Regions from separate parts of the Homo sapiens genome. Here region 1 is linked to region 2. A link is an interaction called in ENCODE POLR2A ChIA-PET data of the cell type or tissue named here. Cell type or tissue: PC-9. All regions are shown on one strand. Each heading gives the region's core, and the rest is flanking DNA. Links, peaks and the distances in the headings are about the cores only. Region 1 overlaps MEF2A (myocyte enhancer factor 2A). Region 2 overlaps LRRC28 (leucine rich repeat containing 28).

What was found. ChIA-PET counts read pairs that join two places held together with the same protein. Peaks named below come from ENCODE experiments on the same cell type or tissue, not always from the same donor. Only the 100,000 strongest peaks of a DNase experiment are listed, where the experiment ranks them.
Region 1: POLR2A ChIA-PET joins it to region 2 with 5 read pairs; 3 of 35 experiments call an interaction of 5 or more read pairs at or near these places.

Annotation. Positions count from the first base shown.
Region 1 is chr15:99,604,848-99,622,415 of GRCh38, forward strand. All of the region lies in intron 2 of MEF2A (myocyte enhancer factor 2A), which reads left to right. Among named protein-coding and RNA genes, the nearest start is that of MEF2A, 48 kb to the left of the region's middle. RefSeq lists an enhancer at 10,307-10,356. In PC-9, for the core only: no CTCF peak of the experiment used is centred there; DNase peaks (open chromatin) are centred at 9,634 and 10,214; H3K27ac peaks cover 898 bases.
Region 2 is chr15:99,332,887-99,336,886 of GRCh38, forward strand. It overlaps LRRC28 (leucine rich repeat containing 28), which reads left to right. Exons shown (of 10, transcript NM_144598.5): 6 at 1,037-1,243. Among named protein-coding and RNA genes, the nearest start is that of LINC02244, 68 kb to the right of the region's middle. In PC-9, for the core only: no CTCF peak of the experiment used is centred there; no DNase peak of the experiment used is centred there.

The sequences.
Region 1 (17,568 bases), core at 8,043-12,042, 280 kb after region 2:
CATTAAGGTTATATCCTTTTGAGGGCTATACTCCATGCTCTTCTGAGGATTATTCTCAATTCAAAGTAATCCCAAACAATATTCCAAAAATTTTGTTAGTTTATCTGCTTTTGTTGGAGACAGAGTCTTGCTCTGTCGCTCATCCTGGAGTACAGTGGTGTGAGCTCTGCTCACTGCAACCTCCACCTCCCAGGTTCAAGCTGTTCTCTTGCCTCATCCTCCCAAGCAGCTGGGACTACAGTCACGCATCACCACACCCAGCTATTTTTTTTGTATTTTTAGTAGCGACGGGGTTTTGCCATGCTGGCCAGGCTGGTCTCGAACTCCTGGCCTCAAGTGATCTGGCTGCTTCAGTCTCCCAAAGTGCTGGAATTATAGGTGTGAGCTGCTGCGTCCTGCCTCTCTTCCACTTTTAAAGATGTGTTCACTTTGAGCCAACCCAGATAATCCAAATTAATTTACCTATTTTAAGGACAAATGATTACCAACTTTAATTCCATCTGCAACCTTAATTCTCCTTTTCCATGTAATGTAACATATTCACAGGTTCTGGCAATTTAGGATGTGGTTTTCTTTCCTGCATAATTATTCTGCCTATCACAACTTCCAAAGTTGAACTATATTGTGCAAGGTGGACATCCAAGCTACCAACAATGTTGAAAGCTTAGATTTGTTCAACACATTTACAGACGTTACATTCTTCTTTATGCCTGAAAGGTAGACCTTATACATAAAGCATGAACAAGTAAATTGGTATGCTTTTTTGTAGGATTCTTGGCTCAGGGCCCAAGGAGCTTTACAGTACTTTTTAGATTTTAGATTTAAAAAAAAAAAAAAAGGGGCTGGGTGCAGTGGCTCGTGTCTGTAATGCCAGCACCTTGGGAGGCCAAAGGTGGGTGGATCACCTGAGCCTAGGAGTTCAAGACCAGCTTGGGCAACACAGCAAAACCCTGTCTCTACAAAAAATACAAAATTAGCCAGGCATGGTGACGCATGCCTGTAGTCGCAGCCACTCAGCAGGCTTAGGCAGGAGGATCACTTGAGACCGGGAGGCAGAGGTTGCAGTGAGCCGAGATCATGCCCTGTGTTGGATTTTAAAGGAAATTTTGTGGCCCAAGAATAGCTAAAGTAGTCTTGAAAGAAGATCAGAGTGGAAGAACTTTCTCTATTAAAAACTTATATAAATCTACAGTCACTGATTTCATGAAATAAAGCCACAAGGATAAACAAAAGAAATTAAATGCCTGGAAAAGGGTTCACATGTACACGGACACTTGCTTTATGACAAAACGCACACTTTAGTAGGGAAAGAATTAGTCAATAAATCGTCCTGGAACAAGTGATAATCTGTATGGAAAGAAATGACTTATGTTCCATACCATATGCAAACATCAGTTTAAGAATGATTCGTATATTTCAACATGAAAGACAAAACTGAAACTTTTGGAAGCTAATATAGATGAACAGGTTCATGCTCTTTGGCCAGGAAAATATTTCTTAAAAAAAAAATCAAAACGGCAAGTATTAAAAAATTGATAATTTTGACTACCTTAAAATTAAGAAATTTTGTTCTTGCAAAGTCACCATTAAGAAAAGAGAGGCAAGTCAGAGTAGAGAAGATATCTGCAGTACCTTTAACAGACAAAAGACATGTATCAGAATATTCAAAGCGCTTCTACAAATCAATGTGACAGAGACAATCCAATAGAAAAATGGGCAAGAGACATGAAAAATACTTCACAAAAGAAATTCAGATATTTAAGAAACGTGGAAAAAAAAGTGCTTAACCTTATTAATAATCTGGGAAATGCGAATTAAAAAAAACTAGGCTCCACCATATGCCCACTAGAATGGCTGAAATTTTAAAAAGGGATTTATAGTACAAGTTTTTGAGAGGATGTTAGGTTATGGGAACTCAGCCACTTTAAGAAACATCTTGACATTTACATACCCTGTGATGCATTAATTTCTTTTCATGGGTATACACTTGAGTAATACATGTACATGTGTGTGGAGGGATGTGTTAAAGAACGTTGGTAGCTGTTTGTAATAGCCTCACACTCAATATGATGTTCATCATAGTTGGCTACATAAATAAACTCATGATACATTCATACAGTGGAGTACTTTACAGCTGTAAAAATGGAATAACTATAGCTATGGATAAATATCACAAGATGTTTCTCAAATGAAGCCAGAAATCACACATTATGTGTGATTCCACGTATATAAAGTAAAAACAAAACATGCAAAAATAAAACAGGTAAAATAAGCTATGATGATTAGGGATATGTGCTTATGCCATGAAACGGAAAATGAATAACAGCAACAACAACCACAAAAGAGAGTTGCTACCACAATAATCAGGAAAATTGTTGACTTCTAGGTGTGGTGGAGGAGGGATTTAATGATTGTTGAATAGTGGGTGATTTTAGGAGTGCTCATATTCTCTTAGATCTGAATTGTAACTTGAGTTTGTAATCAGTCCTTGAATTGTGAATTTTTGTTTTATGTATTTTTACATCTCTGATATATACTCAAAATCATATTTGACTGAATAAATATTGATAAGGTTAGACTTAGAGCACATTTATCAGGTTTGATTCAGATGATATGAGGTTAAAAGGTTTTAATATATTTGATATTTGAATCATGATGTAGAGAACCGAGATTATTTCTAGTAATGATAATTCATCTTTTTGTATGATTTAATTATTTGTAAAACATTTTTTCCCCCAGTAGTTATGACATCCTGAGAAGTATTTGAGATAGGCATAAGTATCTGCATTTTACAAATGAGGGAGCATTAATTATGAGAGTGAGTTGTTGGTGGTAGAGGATTAGAATCTCATTTTCATTTCTATGCCTTGCCTTGCTGTATCCTTTATTTCTCTTTTGTGTCCCATGTGAAGACAGGACGTTGTTCTTTATGTTGGTGTAATTAATCTGAGGATGAAAGAGCATGGATGGAGGGGCTCTCCTCTTAACAGGGCAGTTTACAAAGTCTCCTTTCTAATGATTTTCGTAATACTATGCTTATCTCTAAGGAGTTCAAGGTGCCCTGTGATTATATCATCAGTTCTTATAATTTCCTGTAGGAGTTTTGAGCCATAGTCTTGCTGTGCTTTGTAGAAATGAATTGAGGTAGTAGAAGACATGAATCACCGAAAATCAAATTATAATTCATTGATACATTTGATATTTTATAGACTGGTCATCCAGATAAAAATTTTGAAGTTAGTAGTTTGGATGATTTACCATGATCAACTAATGGTTTATGTAGTTTTAAAATAATCATATGTCCTGTTTAAGGAAGCCCAACTTAAAAAAACTTTGAACTTCAGCAGTTAAGTGAAGGGAGTGATTATTGACATTACAAAAAAAAATTACTTACAGCTTTAATCAAATTTAGTTAATTTCACTGTGAATGTAAGGTACTTGCACTATATTTGCTATTCATTGTATAAAACATGTTGCATATTTCACTAATAGTAACAGGCTGTAAACAGTTTACCCTTAAGCTTCTTTTATTTTTCAACATTCAGCTTTGAATGTCTCTAATCTAAAAACACTGTGTGGAAGCATACAAAAATATATAACTTGTTATTAATCAGAGAAATCCAAATTAAAATAGAAAGATGCCATCTTTCAAACCATGTTTTAGATTTTTAGATGATTTCTCCCCTCCTCCCATCCTGTTTTTGTTTTGGTGTATTGACTATTTTACCTAAAACATAAGAAGTAAACACATGATAAAAAGTAATACTTTGGGCGAGCGTGGTGGCTCACGCCTGTAATGTCAGCATTTTGGGAGGCCGAGGTGGGTGGATCACCTGAGGTCAGGAGTTTGAGACCCAGCCTGGCCAACATGGTGAAACCCCATCTCTACTAAAAATACAAAAAGTTAGCTGGGCGTGATGGCAGGCGTCTGTAATCCCAGCTACATGGGAGGCTGAGGCAGGGTAATCACTTGAACCCGAGATGTGGAGGTTGCAGTGAGTTGAGATCGTGCCATTGGACTCCAGCCTGGGTAATAAGAGTGAAACTCCGTCTCAAAAAAAAAAAAGAAGGTGCTATTTTGTTGTTCTGATTTTAGGCAAAGGTACCAGTATTCAGTATTTCAGTTGTCTTAACTTTTCTAACAAGTAGATAGTTTAGAGGTATCATAGCTAGACCACAGCTAGTCTTTGCAAAGTTGGAAAAGGCCCCTCTGATTTTAAGTAAATAGTGGCTTCTGCTACAGTTAAGGTGCTAGACAGTGGAAGACAAGTTGGCTTTCAGACCCCACCTGCTCACTCTTGGCCCCAGGCCCATGTGCATGGCATGACATTGTTCATAATGGCTTTGGGTCATAGTGATTTCTTGCTCTCTTCTAGTTAGTAAGGGATTATTTTTCTCAATGCTGTGTGTATTTTTGTATGTTTATTGATCTTATTTCTTGAATCAGATGTTAGTATTTTTGAATTTTACCTAAAAATGTATAATAACCTAATTTAATTCAGAACTTCATAAAATTAGTGTGAGTATTTGTAGGGTATGTTCTGCCTTTATGAAAGTTACATAAAGCCAAACTGCACTTTCAGGTAATGACCATAAGTCTATGAGATTTATATTCAAAGTACAGTTTATGTTTTTGTTATCGAATCCTTTCTTTATGGCTGTGATTGTGTTTGTACGACATAATGTTGTATTTTAAAAACATATGATAATATAGCATGTACAATTGAGGCTCAAATGGAATACCTTAGTCATTTTCCATAAAATAATAGCTTATGATAGTCTCAGGCTAATTTAGAATTTGAATTTTGCCTGGATTTAATTGTAAACATTAATTAAAACATCTTAGTTTAGTGGGAACAAAGAAAAATTATCTTATATTAAAAGTAATTAGAAAATAATTCCATAAGGGTAAAGAATCTGCCATTGTGTTACAAATTATAGAATAATTCTCCTCAAGCTTGACAAAGAGAGTATACAGTATGAGTGGGTTTTTATTTATATATTTTATAAGAAAATATATGGCATCATTTTTGTGTGTGGAATGTAGTTGCCTTGTCTTATATTAAAACTGGGATTAAAATTAATTGGCATTTCTTGATTCTGGTTTTTCACCATCTTTTAGCAAAGTAGACAGCCACTTGGGTTTCTTACTTAGATCAATTTTTTTTCATTCTAGTGGATACTATTTAGAGGACCCAGGGTATCATATTTAAATACAGTAAAAATTTTAAATTAACCATCTTTTATATTACTGGAAGCATTTGAAATCAAGAATCGTATAGAGCACTGGCAGTGAACAATCCAAAAATGAAATTATGAAAATTATATTTATAGTATTATCAAAATAATACAGTTCTTAGGAATAAATTTCACAAAAGACACAGAGCACCTGTACACTGAAAACTACAAAGTATCATTGACAGAAATTAAAGAAGACCTAAATAAATGCAAAGACGGTACCATCTTTATTGATTGGCAGATTTAATCTTGTTAAGATTATAGTCATCCCAAATTAATCAACATATTTAACACAATTCCTATCAAAGTCCAGCTGGTCTCCCCCGCCCCCCCCCCCCCCCACCCCCCCCCGAAATTGACAAACTGATCCTAAAACTCATACGGAAATTGAAGATACTTAGAATAGCCAAAACAATCTTTAAAAAGGATAAAGTTGGAGGCCTCCCACTTTTGAATTTGAGAATTTACTACAAAGCTACTGTAACCTAGACAGTATGTTACTGGCATAAGGATAAACAGATCAATGGGACAGAATTAAGAGTCTAGAAATAAACCCATGCATTTATGGCCAATTGATTTTTTTTAATTATTATTTTTTTTCACAATGATGCCAAGACAGTTCAATGGAGGGAAATAGCCTTTTTAACAAATGGTGTTCAGACCTCTAACACTATATACAAGAATTGGCTCAAAGTGGATCAAGTACTTAATGTAAGAGCTAAAACTATATAGGCTAAGTCTTCATGATCCTGAATTTGGCAATGGTTTCTTAGAAATAACATCAGAAGTAGAAATAACCAAAGAGGAAATAGGTAAATTGGACTTCAGCAAAATTAAAAACATTTTGCTTCTAGGGACACTATCAAGGAAATGAGGCCGGGTGCGTTGGCTCATGCCTATAATCCCAGCACTTCGGGAGGCCGAGGTGGGTGGATCACTTGAGGTCAGGAGTTCGAGACCAACTTGGCCAACATGGTGAAACCCCATCCCTACTAAAAATACAGAAATTAGCCAGGCGTGATGGCAGGGACTTGTAATCCCAGCTACTCAGGAGGCTGAGACAGGAGCATCACTTGAACCTGGGAGGTGGAGGTTGCAGTGAGCTGAGAATGTGCCACTGGACTCCAGCCTGGATGACAGAACGAGACTCTGTCTCAAAAACAAAACAAAACAAAACTTGATGAGTGGGAGAAGGTATTTACAGATCATATATTTGTAAGTGTTAGTATCCAGAATATATGAACTCTTACATCGCAACAATGAAAAGACAGTAACCCAACTTCAAAAAGGATTTTCTCCGAAGAAGATAAATAAATGACCAATAGGCACATGAAAAGATGCTTAATGTTATAGTTGTTAGGGAAATGCAGAATTAAAACCACAGCAAGATACCACTTCACACCCACCATGATGGCATAATAAAAAAAGACAGAAAATAAGTGTTGGAGAGAATGTGGAGAAATTAGTATCCTCATACTTTGCTGGTGGTAATGTGAAATGCTTCAGACTCCTTAGAGAGTAGTCTGGCAGTTCCTCCAAAAGTTAAATGTTGTTACCATATGACCCAGCAGTTCTGCTCCTAGCGATATATCTGGTAGAATTGAAAGTATATGTCTGCACAAAAACTTGTACACCGTTATTCATAGCAGCATTATTTATAATAGTCAAAGTGGAATCAACTCAGATGTCTATCACCTGATGAATGGGTAAATGAAATGTGGTGTATCCATACAGTACAATATTATTCAGCCAAAAAAGGATGAAGTACTGATTAATGTTATAACCCAGATGAACCTTGAAAACATCATGTTAAGTGAGAGAAGCCAGACACAGAAAGCTACAGATTGTATAATTGTATATTTCCAGAATAGGCAAATTCCATAGAGACAGAAAGTAGATGAGTATTTGCTGGGGACTAGGGAGAGGAAGGAGTGGGGAATGCCTGCTAATGAGTATCAAATTTCTTTTTGGGATGATAAAAATGTTCTATAATTAGATAGTGGTAATAGTTGCACTGCTTTGTGAATACGATTTTTAGAAAAACACCGGGCCGGGGGCAGTGGCTCACACCTGTAATCCTAGCACTTTGGGAGGCCGAGATGGGTGGATCATGAGGTCAGGAGATCGAGACTATCCTGGCTAACAGGGTGAAACCCTGTTTCTACTAAAAACTACAAAAAAATTAGCTGGGCGCGGTGGTGGGCGTCTGTAGACCCAGCTACTTGAGAGGCTGAGGCAGGAGAATGGCATGAACCCGGGAGGCGGAGCTTGCAGTAAGCCGAGATCACACCACTCACTCCAGTCTGGATGACAGAGTGAGACTCTGTCTCAAAAAAACAAACAAAACACTGAATTATTCACTTTTAAAAGGTGAGTTTTGCGGTATATGAATACCATTCACATACCATATTTAAACTCAATTTAAAAATCATATAGAATTGAAGACACCACCCTGAACAACACAGTGAGACCCCATTTCTTCAAAAAACTTTTTTTAAAAATTAGCAGAGTCAGGGCAAAGGAGAGGAGCTGAGATGAGAGGGTTCCTTGAGCCTAGGAGGTTGAACTATGATTGTGCTACTGCGTTCCAATCTGGGTAACTGAGTGGAAACCCTGTCTTTAAAAAATAAATAAAGGAAAACAGTGGTGTACTTCTAATAAACTGCTATCAAACCTGGATACTTTTGACAGTGAGGGGTCTTACTTAATAGTTACACCTGTCTCAGGTAAACCAGAATGTATGTTCTCCCTACTTTGGTGTGTTGAAACTATTTTTCCTTCAGAAATGTGAAGAATATAAAATTCTTCTCATATTCTTCTTTAGCAAGTGAAAAAAAAAAAAGGAAAAGACCAAGAAAGCCATGTAATTCAAGGAAACGGGAGAGAGAGATTTCTCTATGGAAATGAAGGCCATAAATGTGTGTATAAATTGCAGTGCGTAGATATAATGCAATCAGGACTTGATTCATTTGTATGATTTTGCTACTTCACTCTTGTACATAGCCAATCAGTGTTTGAATAAAGAGTGTAATATTGTAATATAATAAAACAGAGGCTGTGAACTAAAGACGTACATCATCGTAATCTGTGGAGCTTTTAAAAAGTACTCTTGCTTGGATATTAGTCTCAATTATGATTTGCTGGTTTTATTGTGGGGCTAGGGCAAGTTTGTGCATGCAGAGTATATGTTTTAGTTCCTCAGTTGAATCCGGTGTTCTTTTAAATTGAGAACCACTGCATTAGATCAGTGAGTTTTATTGATCCATTTATTGAACTATCTAGTTATTATTGTTTTATGCAACAATAGTAAACGGCAGTAGGAACTGAGAGAACCTCAATCTAAACAATACACACTTTAACAGTCCCCGCACCCACCCCTCCTAGGGCCATCCCTGTGGGTAATCTAGCAATTGTGATTCCTCTAAGTCTTTAATAATTGAGATTGAGAGGAGTCATTTATTTCTCTTTTTTTAAAGGTACCTTGAAGCAGGAGTAGTAGTGGGAAGTAAGAAGCTCAAGTTCCTTTGCAAATGCTTGCAACTACAGTATATCCCTGGAAGGCAGGGAAAGGTTATCAGCGTTGATAGCAGAGCAGGAGGGATTGGGAAATGGAGACCTTTGAGGAGGTCAGAACTCTTAAATTAGCTGATAAGTGCTCAAGGCATTTGTATTTTGACAGCCCATGGTAGCATCAGATAAATTGCCTTTTAACGGGGAACGTATTGACATGTAGTGGTCCTTCCACATGCTCTAGTTTCCCTTGTGCAGCCATACACAACTTAGTAGAAATTGTTTTAATATTCTACTACTGAAAAGTACCATAAACTCATGAAATTGGGGTTAGATGGCTCCTTGAAGGTTTTATCACATCAGTGGCATTTTTAACCACTATTTAAATAGTTCCGGTGGTGATAATGTACTGTTATGGAAAAAGACATGATATTAGGGCCAAAATTTCAACTCTGCCTCCTAGTGTGACTTTGGGTGAGTACTGATTGTTTTTACTCGCAGTTGCTTCATTTAGAAAGTGGAACAGATGCCATCTACCTCACAGGGTTATTGTTACTGTTACATGAGATAATATATATTAAGGTCTAACACAGCTACTGATAAATGTAGAAGATATTTAATAAATATTAAGTTACCTTCCCTTCTGCAGTTCAGTGAAGAATAACTTCTTTTTTTTTGGAGATGAGGTCTCACTATGTTGCTCAGGCTGGTCTTGAACTTCTGAGCTCAAGTGATCCCTCACCTCACCGTCCCAAAGTGCTGGGATCACAGGCGTGAGTCACCGCGCCAAGCCCAACAATAACTTATAACTCCAAAAAATTGGTTCTTAGAGAATGTCCAATAGCCTGGGATTGTGAAATCTCATACTTTGACTTTTGCTTTCATTTGTTAAGCAACTATGGTAGCAGCTGAGGTTATAGGAGTAAATACAACAGACTTGATCTTCTCCCTTGGTTACAGTTTGGTTGGGGGAAAAGAAATCAAACATTTAATTGTATAAGGAAGTAATTACAGTTGAGGTAAATGCCATAAGAGAGAAGTACAGTCTGTTAGGAAAGTGCATTAGAAATCCTAACATAGTTTGGATGTTAGGGAACATTTCCTTGAGGAAATAATGGTAATACTGAGACACAAAGGATGGGTAGGACTGTCAGTAAGGAGAAGGGCTTGGGATAAGAGCTACTGAGAGAGAGCAAGGTGGTAGTATGTATGAAAGCCCTGAAACAGAAAGGAGTTAGGAGCTTTCTAAGTACATAACAGCTTGTGTCAAGAAGCTTGCTGGGCAAGAGGAAGTGTGGCATGGAATGAGGAGTTCCATGAGTAGAGGAGTGACAGGATAAGGCAGAGCCTTACAGGCCATGTTAAAGGCTTGGGCTTTTAAGAACAGTGATAAGTGACATGATTATATTGGCACGTTAAAAGGTTGCTGTAATGAAAATGAGGAAATTGCACTGGAGGGAAATAAAAGTGCCTGCTGAGACCAGTTAGGGGGCTGTTGCAATGCTTAGGGTAAAGGTGAACAGTGGCTGGTACAGAAAAGGAACAGGCTTGGTGTGTTTGGTTTAAGAAAATGTTGGGTTTTGAGATACCTGTAGGGTATCTTAAGTTGAGTAGTTGAGAATGTGGTTGGATATAGCCAGTTAGGCTAGTGAGGTAGCTCTGGCTGAGGCCTTTGCAGTAGGCTGATAAGCTGAGTTTCTGGTATTTGTCTTTTATGCAGACTTAACAGCAACTTGAGTGCATGTGTTGTGAGTATTTTTATACTCATTATTTTACAGTTTTTAATATTAAGTAATGATTATCACTTAAGTAATGGGTATTGCATTATTTTACAGTTTTTAATATTAAGTAACGGTAATAATAATGGCCAACATTGAGCACATGTGCAGATTACTAGGCCAAATACTTCATATGTGTTATCTCTTAATCTTTACAAGTTTATGAGCTTTATTATTAGTCCAGTATTTTAAAGATTTGGCATCTGAAGCTTAGAGAAATTGAGTAACTTCTCAAGGCAACCCATGTAGTAAGAGGTGGAGCTGAGGTTTGAATGCAGGCGGGCATGCTGCAGACCCTGTCCTGTTAACCATGTTAACCACTACCGTATGCCACTTCTCTGTGAAATTTGAACCAACCAGACAAACCAAACAGAATGACTGAGGGACCATTTATTAGTGAACTTTTATGGAAGACCTGTGTATACTACACGTTGTACTATAGGTGATTTGATACAGTCTCTTATTTACATCAACATTCACATGGCCTGTGAAGTATGGTTTTTGCCTCATTTTAAAAATGAAGAAACTGTGGCTGAGCAAGTAAGTGACTTGGTCAAGATCACTAATAGCTATTTAGTGGAACTTGGATTCAAAATGGACTCTTCTGTGTTATACTACTTAAAAATAAAAACTGTGTTGACTTAAAAATAAGAAAATTTCGCTGGGGAACACAATTAGATTTAGTGGTTCCCATATATCAAGCCACAGTCAGACTAGTTCTTAAAAAAAAATTAGATCTCAATGTTTAAAATTATAGATTGAATTTAGAGAACAAACAGCTGAGAAAATTGAGATACTTAAAAATAAATAATAGGTATTTTACGTGTATACAAAGTAAAGACTTTATTAAAATTATTTTAGAAAAGATAAAATGAGAAAATATTTTCTAGGAAATGTGTATCCATTTTATAATATCTGCGAATAGGTTAGACAAAATTACAATATTGATGACTGGGTTTTTTTTGTCAATAGTTAATTGTTAGCATTTGTATAGGACTGCATCTTGATCTTGCTGTAATCACTCTGTCCTTTAAAATTTCTTCTGTTTCTTCCTTAGTTTTGAGAAGACAAATGGAAATTAAGTCAATGAGGTAACATATTATAATGCATCTTAAATATTGGCTTCTTTTAGCATCAGAGTTAAGACTCATCTTACCAGTACTTTCTACTGCCTACTAAAAATTAATAAGAGGCAATTAAGCATAGTATTAACAGTGTAGCTCCTTTGGGATCTGGTTTTTGGAATACTCTGTTTTCAGTAAGCCCTTTGCAGAGAGATTTAGTCTTAGGTATATACTAAAATAAATATATATATATATACACCCATCATGTGCCTTCCACTTTTTTACTGACAGTTGATGATGAGGGACATCTTTTGGGTACCGGATATCTGTAAAGTAATGTTATATTTGGTTTTCTTTCGGTCGATGGGTACACCATTGAGAGCTGTGGCCATGGGGCTTGTTATTACAGTAAGAAAAAGCCTATCTCCTGAGGCTAGCAGAACCTGTCTGAAACAGATAATTGGATTTTGATTGGTTGGCTGGATGTGAGAGCCTTTTTGAAGCAGTCTTATAAGGTGCTTTTGATTTTAGGAAGCCAAATCAACAAGTTACTCTTCCACTGTCTCCTGCCTTGTCTTTGTTACAGTCATTTATTTGTCTTTTTTCATGTGATTATGATCTGTGTATCTTACGAGAATTGCTTGCTCTTCTTTGAATGCTGTCTTCTGTCACCCAGCACTGCTGTTCAGCAGTTTTTGAGGACTTAACTCACACATCATCATTTCTTATAAAGACTGCCATACTGAGTTACCTATAGGATATCAGAAACAGTCAACTTCAGAACTGTATGAGAAGTTTCATTTTTAAGGCCATATATGTGTTTGGTTTTTTTTTTTTTGTATGGTCTGTATTTATTTGTAAGGTATCTTTGCTTTCTATTTCTAGCTTTCTGTATCATCTGGCATTTTGACTTAGATGATTTTGGTCTTCTTGACACTTTAGATATGTTATTAGTACAGTTTTTATGGCTAGAATAGAAAATATAAGATGAAATGACAGAGCAGAGAAAGAATATTTATGATTTGACATGAAAATGACCTACCTAAAACATTTTTGAATGATGTATAATCTCCTTGTCCTTTTGGGAACAGATTATAATCAGCTCTTAAATTATCAGCATGTATGTATCAGGATACTTTCTGCTGCAAGTAACAGAGGCTAATCAAAACAGGAAAGATTTTACCATCTCATATAATGAGAAGTACAGTAGGGTGGTTCCAGGGTTGGTTAACTCCAGTCACTCTTTCATCTTTTCTTTGTTATTTTCATTTTCTTCCACTCTTTCATTCTAAATTTTTTTTTGTTAAATTGCCCATAACTATTAGCATAGTCTCTAAGCAGTGTGTGGTTGACATAAACTGTGTTTATGCCTGTGGGGGAGAAGAAGCAGTAGTCATAGGCTTCTTTGCTCTGAATTGTTTCTAATGATTCTAGTGTATTTTCTGTTTCATCTTTTATTCTCGTAGTTGAACCCAAAGGAATATGAATTGTTGTCTAGATACCTAACAGTGTTTATTTGTAAATTACATGTAAACATTTAATGAAACAAACTTTAAAAAAGCACAGAAAATCAGTGTTTCTCTCTGTAGTCAGAAGCCCCACAGACAATAAAGCATCCTGTCAGTAAATCCATTGCACTTACTGTGATGTCCCTTGAGTTGTAAAACATACTAATCTTTGCTTAGCAGAAATTATAATCTTCAATTAATATTACATATTACATTTTTAGAAGTGCTTTATAGATATTAGAACCATGGAATGTTAGAGCTATGTTACCCTAAGAAGGATCGAGAATCACTTGTGTAGTATTTTGGCTGGAACAATCCTAAACTGAGGAATATTCTGTATAATGACTGGCTTATATTCTTGAAAATGTCAGTGTCACAAAAGAGAGAGGCCAAGAAACTGCTCTAGATTACAGGAGACTAAAGAGACTGACAACTAAATGTGATATATAATCCTGAATTGATCCTGTTACTGAAGAGGGTAAAAAATGCCCTAAAGAACATTATTGGGATAAGTTACAAAATTGCAATTATGGCCTGCGCTTTAAAGTACTGCGGCAATGTTATATTTATTGAATTTGATAACTGTGCAGTGGTTATCTTTATATTAGAGAATATTCTTCTTAGGAAATTTCGACTTTAAATATTGAGGTGTAAAGGGCGTGATATATGCAACTTACCCACAAGCGGTTCAGAATAATACATTTATTTATCTATGTTTATATAGATGTGTAGTACATATACACATAAACATATCCATGAGAGTGAGAAGAGAGAGAATGAAAGTTAATGAAAAATGTTAAAAATTGATGAATCTAGGTAATAGGCAGGCATTCTCTATACTGTTCTTGTAACTTTTCACTAAGTTTGAAATTATTTTTAAAATGCAAAGTTAAAGTTGTAAGTTAAAAAGTAAAATAAAAACAGTTTTTCTAAATGGTTGCAAATATGAGTATACTTGCTAAAGACAAGCTTTATGTTTTAAGGCATGTGTGAAATTTAAATTGTGAAAGGATAGGTATACTGGATCTAGGAAGATCTACATTCCAAAGTATGAGCAAATAGGAGGTGGCAGCACTTGAAGCTTGAAAGATTGTAACACCTCTGGCATGGCTATTGAGGATGGAAGGGGGAAGGAGGGAAAGAACCAGGCTGTGAGAGCGGTGGTGGATTTCTTTATGTCTCTAGGGTTTATAGTCAACGCTCCTTTGGCAGCAGTGAGATGAGGATTTCTGTGGTAGGGCTGGGCAAGTAGCAGCCAGACTCCTTACCTTGGGGAGAGCCCTGGATCTACAGTCCCTGGGCAAGGCTGCTGCATTGCGCCTCAGACTAGCTGCTCCGAAAACCAAGGCAGGGCTTTAGCTTCTCACCCCCTCATGAAGGCAGCAGAATACAGCGGTTGGAGTGCTGTTCTGGAATACCACAGACCTGAGTTGTCTTGGCTCCAGTATTTAGCATCTGCGACCTTGGCGGGGTGATATTTACTGCCTAGTCTTCAGTTATTTTTCAGATTTAAAATGGGGATAATAATAATGCCTGTCTTATAAAGAGGTTGTAAGAATTTAAAAAGTTATGTGTGAAGTGTATTGCTGTTGTTACTATGCAGCAGGGCCCTAGAAAACCTTTCTTTCTCCATTCAGCCAACTGATTACTCATTTTGTTTTCAGATCATAAATATTCACATCATAAATGTTAATGTGTTCTATACCATGATTGAAAATGTGTGTGTTAGTATTGTAGTAATACTGTCTTTTGGACCCCTTTCTTCAAAATATTTGCAAATGTGTGGTATTTTATTCTGGCCTCATGTGGTACATATAATGCATATAATTGGATTTTCCTGTTATAAAAAGTCACTTTTACTTAGAAATTGTCAGGTGCCAAAGGTTATACAGCTAGTTTAGTGACAGGTTTGGGGCTGGGATGTAGGTTTTCTCACTTGGCTTGCAGTAAACCTTCTCAGTCAGGTTGTGAAGAAAGAGTAACTGGAAATTGCACAAGATAGTAAAGTAGAAGCAACATTTCAGTAATGTTTAAAGTTTTCTGGCATTCAGGATGTTTTTCTTCTTAACCTTAAAAGCATCCATTAGTTCTTGTTTTGTAGTAACTTTTTTTCGTACCACGACAGTGGTGTGTATTTTAGAAAAAAGGAAAATAATTTTTTAAATTGCCTTTAAGTTATTATTTTAAATAACTTGAGTATATGCTGCTAGTCTTTTATCTGTGAACACAATATCTACAGAATTTTTTTCTTTGACTTTTATTTTTGGTTCAGGGGTATGTGTGTATGTTTGTTACATGAGTAAATTGCGTGTCACTGGGGTTTTGTGTGTGAATATTCATGTCACCCAAATAATAAGCACAGTAGGTGATAGTTTTTCAATCTTTACCCACCTCTTACGCTCCTCCCTCTAGTAGTCTCCAGTGTTTGTTGTTCTCAACTTTGTGTCTATATACACTCAATGTTTAGCTCTCACTGATAAACGAGAACAGTGGGATTTGGTTTCTGTTCCTGTGTTAATTCGCTTAGAATGATGGCCTCCAGCTGCCTCCGTGTTGCTGCAAAGGACATGATTTTGTTCTTTTTATGACTGTGTAGTGTTCCATGGTGTATATGCATCACGTTTTCTTTATCCATTCCACTGTTGTTGGATATCTAGGTTGATTCTGTGTCTTTGCTATCATGACTAGTGTTATGATAAAACGTACATGTGTCTTTTTGGTAGATTAGTTTATTTTCCTTTGGGTATATACCCAATAATGGAATTGCTGGGTCAAATGGTAGTTCTGTTTTAAGTTCTTTGAGAAATCTCCAAACTGCTGTGCACAGTGGCTAAACTAATTTACATTCTCAGCAACAATGTGTAAATATTCCCCTTGCTCTGTAACCTCACAAACATCTTTTTTTTTTTTTTTTTTGGGACATTGAGTCTCACTCTACCCCCCAGGCTGAAGTGCAGTGGTGTGATCTCGGTTCACTGCAACCTCCGCCTCCAGGTTCAAGTGATTCTCGTACCTCAGCCTCCCGAGTAGCTGGGATTACAGGCGCCTGCCACCATGCCTGGCTGATATTTATATTTTTAGTAGAGATGGAGTTTCACCATGTTGGCCAGGCTGGTCTCGAACTCTGGACCTCAGGTAATCTACCCTCCTCGGCCTCCCAAAGCGCTGGGATTACAGGCGTGAGCCACTGCGCCTGGCCAGCCTCACCGATGTCTATCTACAGAATATTTAATAACAAAACTAGAACTACATTTTTCCTACCCACAACAATACATTGTGAACATTTATTGTACAGTGTTCCACCTTTTTAATGGCTACAGTATTGTAGGGACAGGCCACCTCTGTAGGCTTCTATATTATTCCCCTGCCATATATTCACTCTTTTGATTGTGTTGGGATGAACATCCTTATTTGTATATTTTTCTCATTTTTTTTTTCTTAGACTAAATTCTTGAAAGTAGAATGGATTTTTCAGGGGAAGCTGAAATTCATTTCTTTTTGAAATACTAAATTTTTAAATGTTGCCCAAATTGTTTAAAAACTTTATATCTACAGGATGATTTGGGGGCCATTCATTTGCAACAGTAGTAAGTGTTTCTGTTCCTTGGGGCTGAGTTTGCTGTTTTCATTTTACATTTTGTCCCTTTACTATTGTCTATATGCCCAAGACTCCCAATGCTTATTTTTAGCCCTGATGTATGAGTCTTATGTCTAGTTTCCTATTTGACATTTTCACTTGTCCATGACCATCTCAAGTTTCGTATGTCCAAAATTAAATCCTTAAGTTCCATTCTTTTAAAAAAGTAATAGATCCTTAAAGATTTTCTTTTGATAGAGATGCCTGTTTATTTCTTAAAGGAGTTCAGTTGTTGATTGTACATAATCATTTTTATTCCAAAAATCATTTGCTAGTTTAAAAAAAATTTTAATGTGTAGTTGATTGGCCAGAGTCATCAAAATGGGGTGTTCTGATGAACTCAGTGATTGGTGTTAATAAGGACTCAGTTTAAAAAGTAAAGTTTACCCCCTGTTTAAAGTCCATGCTCTTAAAATATTTATTTACTTAAGCAACAAGTTTCTTTAAAACAGTAAACAAAATTGAGTTTAAAAGACTGTGAACATTTGTAATCAGTATTAGTATTAAATTGGTCTGAATATGAGTGCTAGATTCTATGATATCTTTTAAATTAAGACAGTAGAGCCCATATTGGGAATGTTTTTAAAAATCTGGTTCCTGATTTTTTAAAAACATGACACATTTTTTTCAGTTACCTGAGTATTCAGTTTAAAGTAATTTTTTCCTGCATTCCTGTTGCCTGAATAACAGATATAGGACTTGGGATTTAATTGGAGAGATTCTTTTTTCCCTCCTAGGAAAAGATAACATTAGTTTATGGGAGAAATGCCCATCTGTTTTCTAAAGGTAGATTTTAAATGTTGCCATTTTGAGTAAAACTCCTTTAGCTTTAC
Region 2 (4,000 bases), core at 1-4,000:
TAGGAGGAATGACTCGGGAACAGGGACAGGATGAGAGAAGGGGAAACCTTAACCTAGGAGGAATGACTCGGGAACAGGGACAGGATGAGAGAAGGCAAGAGATAGTATCACAGTGGTCTTCAACGTCTCAGTCTCCATGATGTGAAAGTAGGCTTGTCCTGCACAGTGCTGACTGTAGGTCTTCAGTGTAATGTGCTGACCTGGGAAACAGTAAATGTCCTTCCCCTAAAATGGTGATTTTCCCTGAGAAGGACTAAGTTCCTTGTAAGGAACTTCCTAATCTTCACTCAAGTCTTAAGTGATTTGATGTATGAAAAGGACCTAATTGTACTCTCCATGGAAGAGATGACAACTGTAGACATCAATGATGAGGGAATTTTGGAGTAAATGGAAGTATTTAATTTGGGAATTAAAGTAAGTCTTTATAGGGTATGTATACTTTGGGTTTTTTAAAAGGTGCCGCATGCCTAAACGGTATCTAAAAATGTTAGTTAACTGTATCTCATTTTATTGTTACAATCTTTACCATGGTGAAAATTTCCAAAAGACATTCTAATTTCTACTCCAGAAATCTGTTTAGCTCATATGAACAAGTTGCACTTACTTCATTGCTATTATTCATAAATCTCCTATTTTCTTCTTAGATGGATGGTAAAATCACACAAGTGGCAAAAACCAGGTTCCTTGAAATGACTGTAATTGTTCTTTTCTCACCCTGGCAACAAACTTGACTCATCAAGATGCAGAAGCCATAGTGACAGACTTCTGGTTCAGACTCACCACTTTGTGTCTCTTTTTTTCTCCATGCTACCCAGCCCTTTTCTCCATTTAAGAAATGTTGGCAGGGTAATTTAAAAACACTCACCTAGCTTGGATTATTTGCATTTTCACCAAAAATCCTGCACTTCAGCATTCATGTTTATGGGAATAGTCGCAGCTACTGATTTCATTTGGTTAAACTGTTATAATATTGATTCATTTTGTTTATTTCAGTTCATAAGGATGCAATTTATCCTAATTTTGATTTTGGTTGTAGAGGTTGGCGATTTGAAGGAGCTGCAGACACTAGACATTTCTACCAATCGTTTGCTAACTTTACCCGAGAGGCTTCACATGTGCCTTTCTCTGCAGTACCTCACTGTGGACCGAAATCGTCTATGGTATGTGCCGCGCCATCTCTGCCAGCTGCCCAGCCTCAATGAGCTCTCCATGGCTGGAAACCGTCTTGCATTTTTGCCACTTGGTAAGTGATTGTGTTTAAAGTAAAGCAGCCAAAGAATAAGATGGAAAGCCTTTGTTTCTTTGACTAGAACCAATTAGTTAGTTTCCTTCCTTCTGTTTATCTTGACGATTGCTTCTCTAAGTTTGTTTTTGCAGTGAACAAAGCGTCATTCCTAGCTAACAAATGGAATTTATTTCAGTGAGGGATTTTATACTTTAAAAAAGAAATCTGTGCTAAAACTGTGTTTAGGGATAAAATATATGAGATGATTTCCTCAGAGAAAGGAATTAAAGAGTGTGTGTGTGTGTGTGTGTGTGTGTGTGTGTGTGTGTAAGGTATTGAACAATATGAAAAGATAGCTAGCTACGGGTCTTAAGTATTGGCTTAGATGTTGACTTCTCCCTAGAAAAATTGGTATTGGGTATCCTAATAATTAATATTGCCAGATAACCAGATTATAAAACTTTAAAGACCTTAAAATTGGCTGAACTTCCTGCTGAGCTAGAAATGTCAGCCTGGCTAAAAAATAATATATTATCCACTGTAGAGTTCTGTAGCTGACCCATTTTGACATATTATATGTCATAGTACATAGGCCTTGAATAAAACAGTACATTTATTTTATAGATAGCTGAATAATTTTGTTAACTTGTAAGAAACAAAAGTGCCATTTAAAAAAATTAAAATATGAGGCCACTTTGAACCTTAAACTGTCACAATAAGCATCATATGATTTTACTCATAAAAGCATTTTTATAATTTATCTCTGAGGGTAGTAAAGTGAATAATTTACTAGTCCCTAAAGGAAATATTTTCCAAGATAATACAATGCACATATTATTTTCAATTTAATATGTTCAAGGTAACTTTAAAATAATGGATACATTAAAATCAATGGAAGTAATAATCAAATTTGAGGAGATTATTTTTCCATAAATATAATTAAATTTTGTATTTATAAAATTAACAAAATGAAATGAGGCCGTTTCAGAAGCAGGCTACATTTCTAAGAAATCAGAGCTTCTTTCAAGTGAGAAAAATATCAAATATAAATAGAATTAAAAAAATAAATGTACCTGCTGCACTAACCCCACAGGTCATAGACCGATTATGGTGGTCAAGCACCAAATTACAAATCTAGAGCTCCAGCTTATAGCCTGATTCCACCATTTCACAGTGTGTGACCTGGAGTAAGTCACCAGAACCTCTCTGAGCTTCATAAATTTTATTTTCTGTGAGCCAGAGATCATATTTATCCTGCTTCCTTTATAGTTATTTTGAAGTTGAATATGATAGTTTATGTATAAGAATTATAAAGCACTGTACAAATGTAGATGATTCTCAAATGAGAAGATACAACTTGTAGATTACCATATCTGACTTAAAAAATTTTTATTCTTGAGCCAGGCATGGTGATGCATACCTGTAGTCCCAGCTACCCAGGAGGCTGAAGTGGAAGGATCACTTGAGCCCAGGAGTTTAAGGATGCAGTGAGCTATGACTGTGCCTGAGAATAGCCACTGCACTCCAGCCTGGGCAACATACCAATACCCTGTCTCTAAAAATTTTTTTTTACCCCCCTCACATTCACCCCCTCTCCTTGTGGTAAGTACCTAAGCTTGTATTTACCACTTCATAATGGAGATGGAAGTGTGACCTACACCAGTGCCAACTCCCTTCCAAGTGATTGCCAGGATGTTGCAGTCAGTGCTGGCAATACATGAGGGAAGGCAAGGAGAGAAGGAGGGAGGGAGATAAAGGATGTGATGGTTTGATTTGTGTGGCATGAAATGCAACTTACTGGCATAACACCAGAGTTCAGAGTAAAGTTGCAAATTTCATTATAAGCAGCCTTTAACTTACTGTGGCTTGACTTTCAGACGTTACCAGAAACAGATTAGGTTGTTAAGTCTGGGGTCGCCTATACTACTATTCATAATGTTGTTGTTATTACAGACAATATATGTAAAAAGGAGTGTTTCCATGTGCAATAATGGTATTATGTATACTACTATGACTATTTGTAAGAATAATAATAGCTACCATTTATTGAGCACCGAGTCTTCGGCCAGGTACTCTGTTTAATTGCTATACATATGCTCACTAATTTAGTTATTACAAAACCTTATGACAAAATCTATTATTATAAAAGTTATTGGCAACCTAATTTTATAGATAAGGAAATTGAGGCTCACAGAAGTTAAGTTACCTGCCAGAGTCACAGCTAGTAAGAGACAGAATTGAGTTTCAGACTTGTCTGATTCTAAACCTACATTCTTGCCACATTGACATGCTGTCTCCATATTTCAGACATGGTCTCTCTACAGGGGGCCCTTATTTGGGAATAGGGCTGAACCATATTGAGCATCTTTTAGTTGTTGTGTGGCCGTTTCCAGTGTCAAAGTTTGGCTCTGCCATTTTGGGCTCAAGATACTCCTATTGACACTCTCGTTGGCCTCATTCAATCTCTCTCTCTATTCACTTAGCAAGATTACCTGCTAGAGGCTAGCGCTTTCTCTCACCTACCCACTCCGTACGCCAACCAGGTGCTCCCAATTACTTGTTTCCATCTGGCCTAGTGTCAGTAGCTTCTGCATCAACAGAAATCTTATAAAAGCCTAGGCCTGAGACCTGTTATCTAGGTCTGTCTTGGTGCTGATAGTAACTCTTCTTCCATTGCCCGGCCCCTGCAACTTCAGCAGAACTCCTGGTTCCTTAATTTGGAGGTGTGCTCCTAATAACTTGTTTTTCTCTTGTCTTGGTTATTCCATTACATAT